Regions from separate parts of the Homo sapiens genome. Here region 2 is linked to region 1. Evidence: read pairs that join two places in POLR2A ChIA-PET (ENCODE). Cell type or tissue: Panc1. All regions are shown on one strand. Links, peaks and the distances in the headings refer to the core of each region. The heading gives the core; the rest is flanking DNA.

Region 1 (4,399 bases), core at 271-4,270:
CCCAGTATCAGCCAGAGAGGAGAGGCTGGTTAAGTGCCTGTCCTGGACGTCCTTCCCTGTTGCCTAACTTAAAAGGGGTTAAGTACTCAAATTACTCAAATGTGTTCCCTAAGTCTCATCTCATTGCAGTGGGGGGAGTGGTTGGTAGATGGGAGGTCTGCTGCTGTTGTTTGTCATTCTCTTCTTCCTCTAATCCAGGGAAATTGGAGAGGGAGAGTGGAAGGTAGTATGAATCATCTGTTAGAGATACTTACTTCCCCAGGGCTTGCTTCCCTATGCATAGGGGAGACAACTCCAAAGTCATGAACTCTGGAGAAAAAAAGTGAATCATCATCATCCTCTCAGGCGTCAGATTTATTTGGCTTCTTTTTCTAGCCTATGGTTTGGAGGCCTGATGTCAGCACAGGATTTCAGAGAGAGAGAGAGAAAAAAAAAGAGAGAGAGAGGAAGAGAGAGAAAGGATACATAGTAGAGAACGTGGTATGCTAAGAAGTGTACATGGCCAGGGAGGTTAGATGTCTTAGTGGTAAGAAGAATCTCTGAAAGGATCTGATGGTTGAGGCAAGGCCCATAAGCCTTGTGTGGTTCCAGATGAAACAGCTGAGTGTCATTGATTAGTGTAAGAAATTGGGTTTAAAAAAGTTACTCGATTAGCTGGGTGTGTTGGCACACGTACTTGTTCCCAGGTACTCAGGAGGCTGAGGCAGGAGAATCACTTGAACTCGAGAGGCGGAGGTTGCAGTGAGCCAAGAACGTGCCATTGTACTCCAGCCTGGGCGACAAAAGTGAAACTCTGTCTCAAAAAAAAAAAAAACACAAGAAACCAAAAACAACAACAAAAAAACCAATGAACAAAGTCTATTAAATTTGAAATTGTGTAGATGTTTTAAGTGGGGGATAGTTTCTGAAAAGTAGGAGGTCAGTGGCTATTAGTTTGCTTGAGCTGTCATAACAAAATACCACAGACTGGGTGGCTTAAACAAGAGAAATTTATTTCCTCTCAGTTCTGGAGGCTAGGTGTCTAAGATTAAGGTGTCGGCAGGGTTGGTTTCTTCTGAAGTCTCTCTCCTTGGCTTGTAGATGGCTGTCTTCACCCTATGTCTTTATATTGTCTTCTCGTACGTCTGTGTCTAATCATCTGGCCTTACAAAAACACCAGTCATACTGAATTTGGAATCATTCTAATGACCTCATTTAACCTTAACTACCTCTTTAAAGACCATATCTCAAAATACAGTCACATTTTGAGGTTCTAGAGATTAGGACTTAAACACATGAATTTTAAGGGAACACAATTTAGCCCATAACAACTATGGAACCATATCTACTACATAATATACCCTCAAAAAAAGATTTTTGAATGTCTTTTGCCTCAGCCAAGATGTTTCCTATATATTCTGCTCAGTCAGGAATCAACCCCAGGCTCTGGTGAGAGGGCCTAAACAGACCCTGCCACAGGGCAACAGTGTTGTTTCAATCTTTACTGATCCCGTAACCGTACACCAAAATGAGCCTGGATGGGGAAGATCCTATAATTGCAAGGAGGGCACTCCTAGTCCTATTTCAATAGTTCAGAAAACTGGAACTCAGAGACGTGAAGTGACATCTCCTAGGTCACACAACCAATGCATGTCAAAACTGGGAATTACGTGTGAGAATTTCAAGCACCTGGAATTGTCTTCCCATTAGGTCGGAGCTAATGAAGTTTAACAGAGCTTGAGCTTTGAAGGAATGAGTGTGTACTAGTTCTCAGAGAAGACTTGCAGCATGCAATGAGAAAAGAGGTCATTCCAGGTGAGTGAAGGAACATGAGCAAAGCAGAATCAGGAATTGTAAAAGGGGCTCTTTATTTTAAGCTACTGTCCACTCTCCAGTATGTACAATGGCATATATTACCATTGACATTGAAGTTAGGTTGACAGTGCCTCTCTAAATAATCCAGGAAATAATGAGGCATCTCAGATGTGTCATCAATTTATTTACTGGCTCATTGGGAAAGACATTACATTATTCATTAGCTGCTTTATATTTGCAAAATGGTTTGCCATAATTTTGATTTGATTTCTCCCTAGCAAGCTAGCTCAGCGTGGTCACTGCAAGTTGCTCAGCTCACTAAGGAAACATTTAAAGATATAAAGACATTAAATTGGCCAAAACCTGCTAAGAGCAAGAGCTAGGATTAAGAATTGGAAACTTCAGAGACCTCCTCTGTTTTGCCTCTGGGGCCGGCTTTTTCCATAAACAGGCTTCTGGGAAGCAGCATGATGAGGGGATTCCATGAAGAGCATGGCATTTTCTATAACCATTTATTGAAAATGCAAGTCATCAAATTAGAAGAAAGGCATACCAGGGAAGCAGAGAGGCCCACACTCTGGGCCAGGGTTTTAGAGCAAGGGTCCTGGACTGGGTTCTGTGTAACACATTTGTATTGACGACCATGAAAGGATTCAGCGTCTTGAATGAGACAGCTGCTTGTACAGAGGCGTTTTTTATGAGCTGACAAGTTAGCCAGAAACAAAGCATGTTTGTAGGAAGTAAATCGTTGCCAGTTTTAATCTGAGCTTTTCATTCAGCTGTAGCTGGAGACAATTGAGTTTTTAATGTTCTGCATGAAGTTCCTTGATTCGGATTTTGGTCAGAATGAGGCCCGGGGTTTGGTTTGGCTTTAGGTGTTCCATTTGCAAAATGTCACCAATATCAATGAAAACAAAAGCTATGCTGGTTGTTTTCATTTCCTGCTGATCATAACTTTTCCAGGGGACAGGGTCTGGACAAACAAAGCTGCCTCCTTGAAGGATGTTTATGTTTCTAGCTCCAAGACTGAGATTAAAGAGGGTAAACAGTTGACATGTTATGATGTGAAAATGATTTAAAGTCCACACTAAGATGAGAATTAAACTGAGATCCTCACTGGGGTCTTGAGGAGTCAGAGGAAGTTGCTTTGAGGCACATCAATGAGAGTGAAGAATTGCTTCTTTGATTGGGTTTCTTCAGGAGAGATGTTTCTCCTAAGAAAAATTTCCAGATAGCTGAAAAAAAAAATCTCTTTTAAAAACACTAAAAAAAAAGTGTGTTTGTGGAAAATTATTTAAAAATGCATTATATAGTTTCCTGCCTTATCAACAAGAGTGTAGACCACAATATGCCCTGTTCTTGATGACTCTGGGTAGTCATTACCTTCACCAGCTCAAAAGCAGTGACACCTGTGGGCCCTGTTGATGCCATCCTGCACCAGTTCCCTAGAGGAACCTGCAGGGTGAATGGATGATGGCTGGGTGCCACTGAGAATTTATATTTGTATTGTGGACCATGAATGGTATTCTTTCACTAGAACATTAAAAATAAAGGTAGTAACTAAGCATACCCAAATCTTGCTAAGAGAAAGATAACTAGATTTACTAAGCCAACTAAGTTAACATTTCAACTAATTACATGTTGATTGGGTTGGTTTGACCAGCAGTGCCTTCTCATAAGAGAGTTGTTCCTGAACCTCAGCCCTGTGGCCTGAAGTTTTTTACTGTTTGTCTCTTCATGTACATGTAAGCAGGGACCTTAAAAACTACCTCTGGGTTTGCATCATGTCAGTTACTGTAGCACAACTCAATCCTGTACAATTGGAACTCTAAAAACTAGAATTTTGCTCTTTTTAGACTACACTCCCTGATGATCATTCATCTCTTTTAAAACTGTATTCAGACTTCAGGCAATCTTCTTTGGGATTTCACCTTCGTAAGGATGCACCTTCTTAGAGATTCTGTCTTAGCCTCCTGAACAGACAGTCAGTAACCCCAGTGGCTGAGTTATTCTCTGGTCATGCTGAGGTCCAAACTACACTAAACAACACAGTTTACCTGTGGTCTACCTGGCCTGAATTGTCTTACCACTTTCCTAAAGGGAATGGATATTATCTCTACCTGCAGTTTTAGGTGGGAAAAGATTGGTTTTGTGGCTGAATACCACTAGAAAGACTCTCTTCCCTAGGAAAAAAAATTAATCTGAATTTATGGTCTTCCCAGGTATCCTAGTTTGAAATAGTCTTCTTTTAATCCTGAGGGACATGTTAAAAAATAATATGCTTTTGACTTATTTCAGACTATTGCTTTCCCAATAGTGAATCCTTCTGAAAAATTTTAACCCTAGGATGTCTCGCCTACTGGAAGACTCTGTGATACCTACTTTGCGTTATTTTCTGATTCTTAGCTGTTGTATATTTAAATTTCCTGGATAAGAGATCCCTGGATAAGAGAGAGACTATTCTTCATGATTTTAATTGACTTTATTCGGTTGTTTGCTACAGATTTATTAAATCAAAAGCCCTAAATCTAAGGCTGAATAATGGGCCCCACGTAAATCAGGCCTTAATCCCAGGAACCTGTAAATGATACCTTACAAGGAAAGA
Region 2 (4,399 bases), core at 183-4,182, 57 kb after region 1:
TTAGACTATGCTAGGTTGCTTGTGTTTTCATATAAATTTTAGAATTGGTTTGTTAATATCTGTAAAAATGGCAGCTGGAATTTTCATAGGTATTGTGTTAAATCTATAGATTAATAGTATTACCATCTGAACAATATGAAGTCTTCCAGTTCATGAAGATGGATGTCTTTCTATTTTTTTTTTAGGTCTTCATTAGTTTCTTTCAATGTTGTTTTGTAGTTTTCAGTATATGAGTCTTACACAACATGGATAAAATTTATTTTTAGGTATTTTATTCTTTTGGATGCTATTATAAATTTATTTTTCCCTTAGTTTATTTTTCGATTGTTCATTGCTAGTATATAGAAATACAATTGCTTTTGTGTATTGATTTTATAGCCTGCAATCTTAGTGAACTTCTATTAGTTTGAATAGGTTTTTTCATGGATTTCTAAGTACACTGTATATATAAGATTATGTTACCTGCGAATAGAGATATTTCTTTCTTTAAATCTGGATGCCTTTTATTTTCTTGCCTGATTGTACTGATTAGAACCTACAGTACAGTGATGAAAGAAGCTTTGAGAGCAGACATCTACCCTTTGTTTCTGATTTTAGAGGGAAAGTTTTCAGTCTTTCACCATTAAGTATGATGTCATCTGTGCGTTTTCATGTATGCTCTTTATCAGGTGGAGGAAATTCCCTCCTATTCCTAGTGTGTTTAGTATTTTCATCATGATAGGGTGTTAGATTTTATCAAATGCCTTGTGTCTCTGGATATGATTATGTGGTTTCTGTCCATTATTGCATTAATATGGCATATTACAATGATTTATTTTTCTCCCCATAGTTAATCAAACCACATTCCTGAAATAAATCCTACTTGGTCATGGTGTATAATTCTTTCATATGTTGCTGGATTCAGCTGCTACCTAATAATATTTTGTTAAGGATTTTGTTCATTGTACATTCATTGGTCTGTAGTTTTCTTATGATATCTTTTTCTAGTTCTGGTAGCAGGGTAATACTGGCCTCATAGAGTGAATTGGAATGTGTTCCCTCCTCTTTTGTTTCTTGGAAGAGTTCATGAAGGATTGGTGTTAGATTTTCTTTAAATACTTGGTAGAATTTTCCAGTGAAACCCTCTAAACCTTTGAGTGTTTCTTTTTTCTTGGTCAGTCTAGCTAAATAAAGATTTGTCAGTTTTGCTGTTTTCAAAGACTAACTTTTGGTTTCATCAATATTCTCTGTTTTTTTTTTAATTCTCTGTAGCATTTATTTCTACTCCAATCTCTACTATTTCTTTCCTTCTGCTGGATTGGGGCTTAATTTGCTCTTTTTTTTTTTTTTTCTAGGTGGGAGGTCTTAAGATGGAGGCTTAGGTTATTAATTTGATATCTTCCTTTTAAAAATTGGCATTTACAGGTATAAATTTCCTTCTAAGCACTGCTTTAGCTATATTCCACAAGTTTTGGCATGTGGTGCTCTCATTTCATTCGTTTCAAAATATTTTAAAATTTCCTTCTGATTTCTGTTTTATTAGTTCGGAATATATTGTTTAATTTTCACATATTTGTGTATTTCTCAAATTTCCTTCTGTTACTGATTTCTAGTTTTATTCCCTTGTGGTTAGAGAACATATTTTGCATGATTTCAATCTTTTTAAATGTATTGAGACTCATTTTAGGTCTAACACATTGTCTGCCCTGGAGAGTGTTCCATGTGCACTTGAAAAGAATGTGTATTCTGCTGTTGTTTGATGGAGTGCTCTGTAGATGTCTGTTAGATCTAGTAGGCTTATAATGTTGTCAATGTTTTCTATCCATTTTCTTGTTGGTCTTCTGCCTAGTTCTAGTTTTAGCTGTTTTTCATGGCTACCGATGTGGTGAGCCTATCTGTTTCCAAGGCTATTTCAGAGCTGTGGAAGGTAGAATGGGAAAAGCGCAAGTTAAATCTCCTAAAATCTTGCTGTGCTTATTATGATTCAGCCATTTATATTGAATAAATCTTTCTCAGATAGTTGTAAGCCTTTTGTTAATTTCCAGAGTTCTGAAAGAAGTTGATTTTCATGAAATTTACCCATATTTTCATTGATTTTATAGAGGAACAGATTTTTGGAGATCTTCTTTCTACCATTCCCACTGATATCCTGGAAATCACAGTTTTTAGTATAAAAGGTGATGGCTGATCTGAGCCATCTTTTTTTTTTTTAAGTCTTGTAAATACATTCTAAGTACATAAATACATTTTTCATAAGGCTGAATTGATCAAAATATGGTTGAGGATCATCTCCATCAGAATTACCTGGGAGGTACATTAAGGATACAGATTACTAGACCATGCCAGGCAGTATTAAACCAGCTTCTCTAGAGGGAGAACCCATTACCTTATTATTTTTCACAACTTCCATGTTATTTATATATATGTACAAACTAAAATTGAAAAATCACTGACATGTGGTATTCTACAACTGATGTAATTCAGTGCTTACATACTGTCTATTGAGTTGTAAAATTGATTTTGAGCATCTTGAAATTCAGCAACAGGAACTTTGGCAGATAATAACGCTTTCCTTAAGTTTTACATTTATCAATTATACTTTAACATTGTTTTAACATAGCATATCATGAAAATATCAAGAGTTATGCATCTACAATTTGGTAGTGGCTCATGGGCTTTCATTCTGTCATTTATTTCTCAAGGGTATGATTTTTTACCCCTATTTTAAAGGCAAAGAACCTGCCAAAGGCAAAGAATGGTCATGTGACTAACAAGTGACAGAACTAGAATTTAAAAGAAGTATTCGTTGTACTAAATCCCATGTTCTTTCTGCTTTACCTTCCTAGTTCTCATAGGCTACATCTTTATTAGCCACTTCTCACTTGAACATAATGATTATTTTGCCAATAAATCCACAGCACATATTCACTTCAATTTCTTTTAAAATACTTTAGCACATTAGATGTCTTTCTTACCTCTTTGTAATGCAATTCAACTTCTCTTTGTCTGAAAGCTACAAAATAATTGCAAATAAAAATGAGTTGTATGTCACAGACATGAAATGTGGTATGCATGAGCAAGGAGGCAAGACAATTTGGAGCCTCTCTGTAGGCCAAGGGCTGAATTTCATAGCAGCTCTAAAATGAAGGTGAAAGAAAGGAATTGAGGCCCTTAAGCAAACCAAATCAAATTAGTTCAAAGAAAAGGAAATGACTTTTCACATTAATAGAGATGAGCTGGCATGCACATGCTAAACACCCTCATATTTTCAAATGACTATGTGTCACTTTCTCAAGGCTGTGGGCAATGGGTGTATATTTTAACAGATGATTTCAAAATAACAAATTTTCTGAGTGAGCTGGCCATCATTTCCTGGTGCAATTTTTAAGCTATGGGGCTATCTCTTAGAATTCTGAATTGTGTTCATCACTTGTCAAAGGAGAGAGCATGGCACAGAGGGGTGCCCCTGTAGCCCCCGACGTACCTAGAAAATTGGATGTCCCACTTCAGAGACTTTTAGAGCTGTCAGCTTATGATTTTGTTCTCACCCTTTCTGTGCCTGCGCAAAATTCCTCAGGTCAATTATGTGTGATAGAGGACTCGAGAAATCCTACTGTACGGAATTAATTTTGTGCTCTGAATTTTATCAGATTGGTTCATGTATGGGTATATATTCCTTACTCAGTGCCAATTTTTAGATAAATAGACTCAGAACTCTTTGAAAAGAGGGACTGTGTCTCATTTAGTCTTGCACTATCAAAACCTAACATGGCACCTTGCTCATAGTAGGCACTTGAAGCGTTTGAAGAATAAGCAGCTGTATTCATGATCTATGAATACAAATTCACAGATCATACTTCTCATCTGTTCTCAACCTATTGCTTTATTAGAAAATAGACTTTTTAACAGTCCAATAATAATTCAGTAAGTATAAAGGTAAAGAATAAAAATAAAATGAAAAATCTATGTGCCTACCTACTTTGAAAAACAAGAATGTTATAGTTAACTTTGACGTTTCCTGAGTAACCAAACTCTTTTCTCTCCACTGTATGCCCCACCCCAGAGGTAACTACCATCTTTAACTTTGAGTTTATCATTTAGTCTAGTGCTTTTGTTGTTGTCATTGTTGTGTTGTTTGTTTGTTTTCTGAGATGGAGTTTCACTCTTGTTGCCCAGGCTGGAGTGCAATGGCGCTATCTCAGCTCACTGAAACCTCCACCTCCTGGGTTCAAAGGATTCTCCTGCCTCAGTCTCCCGAGTAGCTGGGATTACAGGTGCCCACCACTACATCCAGCTAATTTTTGTGTTTTTAATAGAGATGGGATTTTGCCATGTTGGCCAGGCTGGTCTTGAACTCCTGACCTCAGGTGATCTGCCTACTTTGGCCTCCCAAATGCTGGGATTACAGGCGTGAGCCACT

What was found. ChIA-PET counts read pairs that join two places held together with the same protein. Peaks named below come from ENCODE experiments on the same cell type or tissue, not always from the same donor. Only the 100,000 strongest peaks of a DNase experiment are listed, where the experiment ranks them.
Region 2: POLR2A ChIA-PET joins it to region 1 with 5 read pairs; 3 of 35 experiments call an interaction of 5 or more read pairs at or near these places.

The regions. Positions count from the first base shown.
Region 1 is chr12:75,846,710-75,851,108 of GRCh38, reverse strand. No RefSeq gene overlaps it. Among named protein-coding and RNA genes, the nearest start is that of PHLDA1-AS1, 180 kb to the left of the region's middle. In Panc1, for the core only: no CTCF peak of the experiment used is centred there; no DNase peak of the experiment used is centred there; H3K27ac peaks cover 4,000 bases.
Region 2 is chr12:75,789,223-75,793,621 of GRCh38, reverse strand. All of the region lies in intron 1 of LOC105369844 (a long non-coding RNA gene), which reads left to right. Among named protein-coding and RNA genes, the nearest start is that of PHLDA1-AS1, 240 kb to the left of the region's middle. In Panc1, for the core only: no CTCF peak of the experiment used is centred there; no DNase peak of the experiment used is centred there; H3K27ac peaks cover 4,000 bases.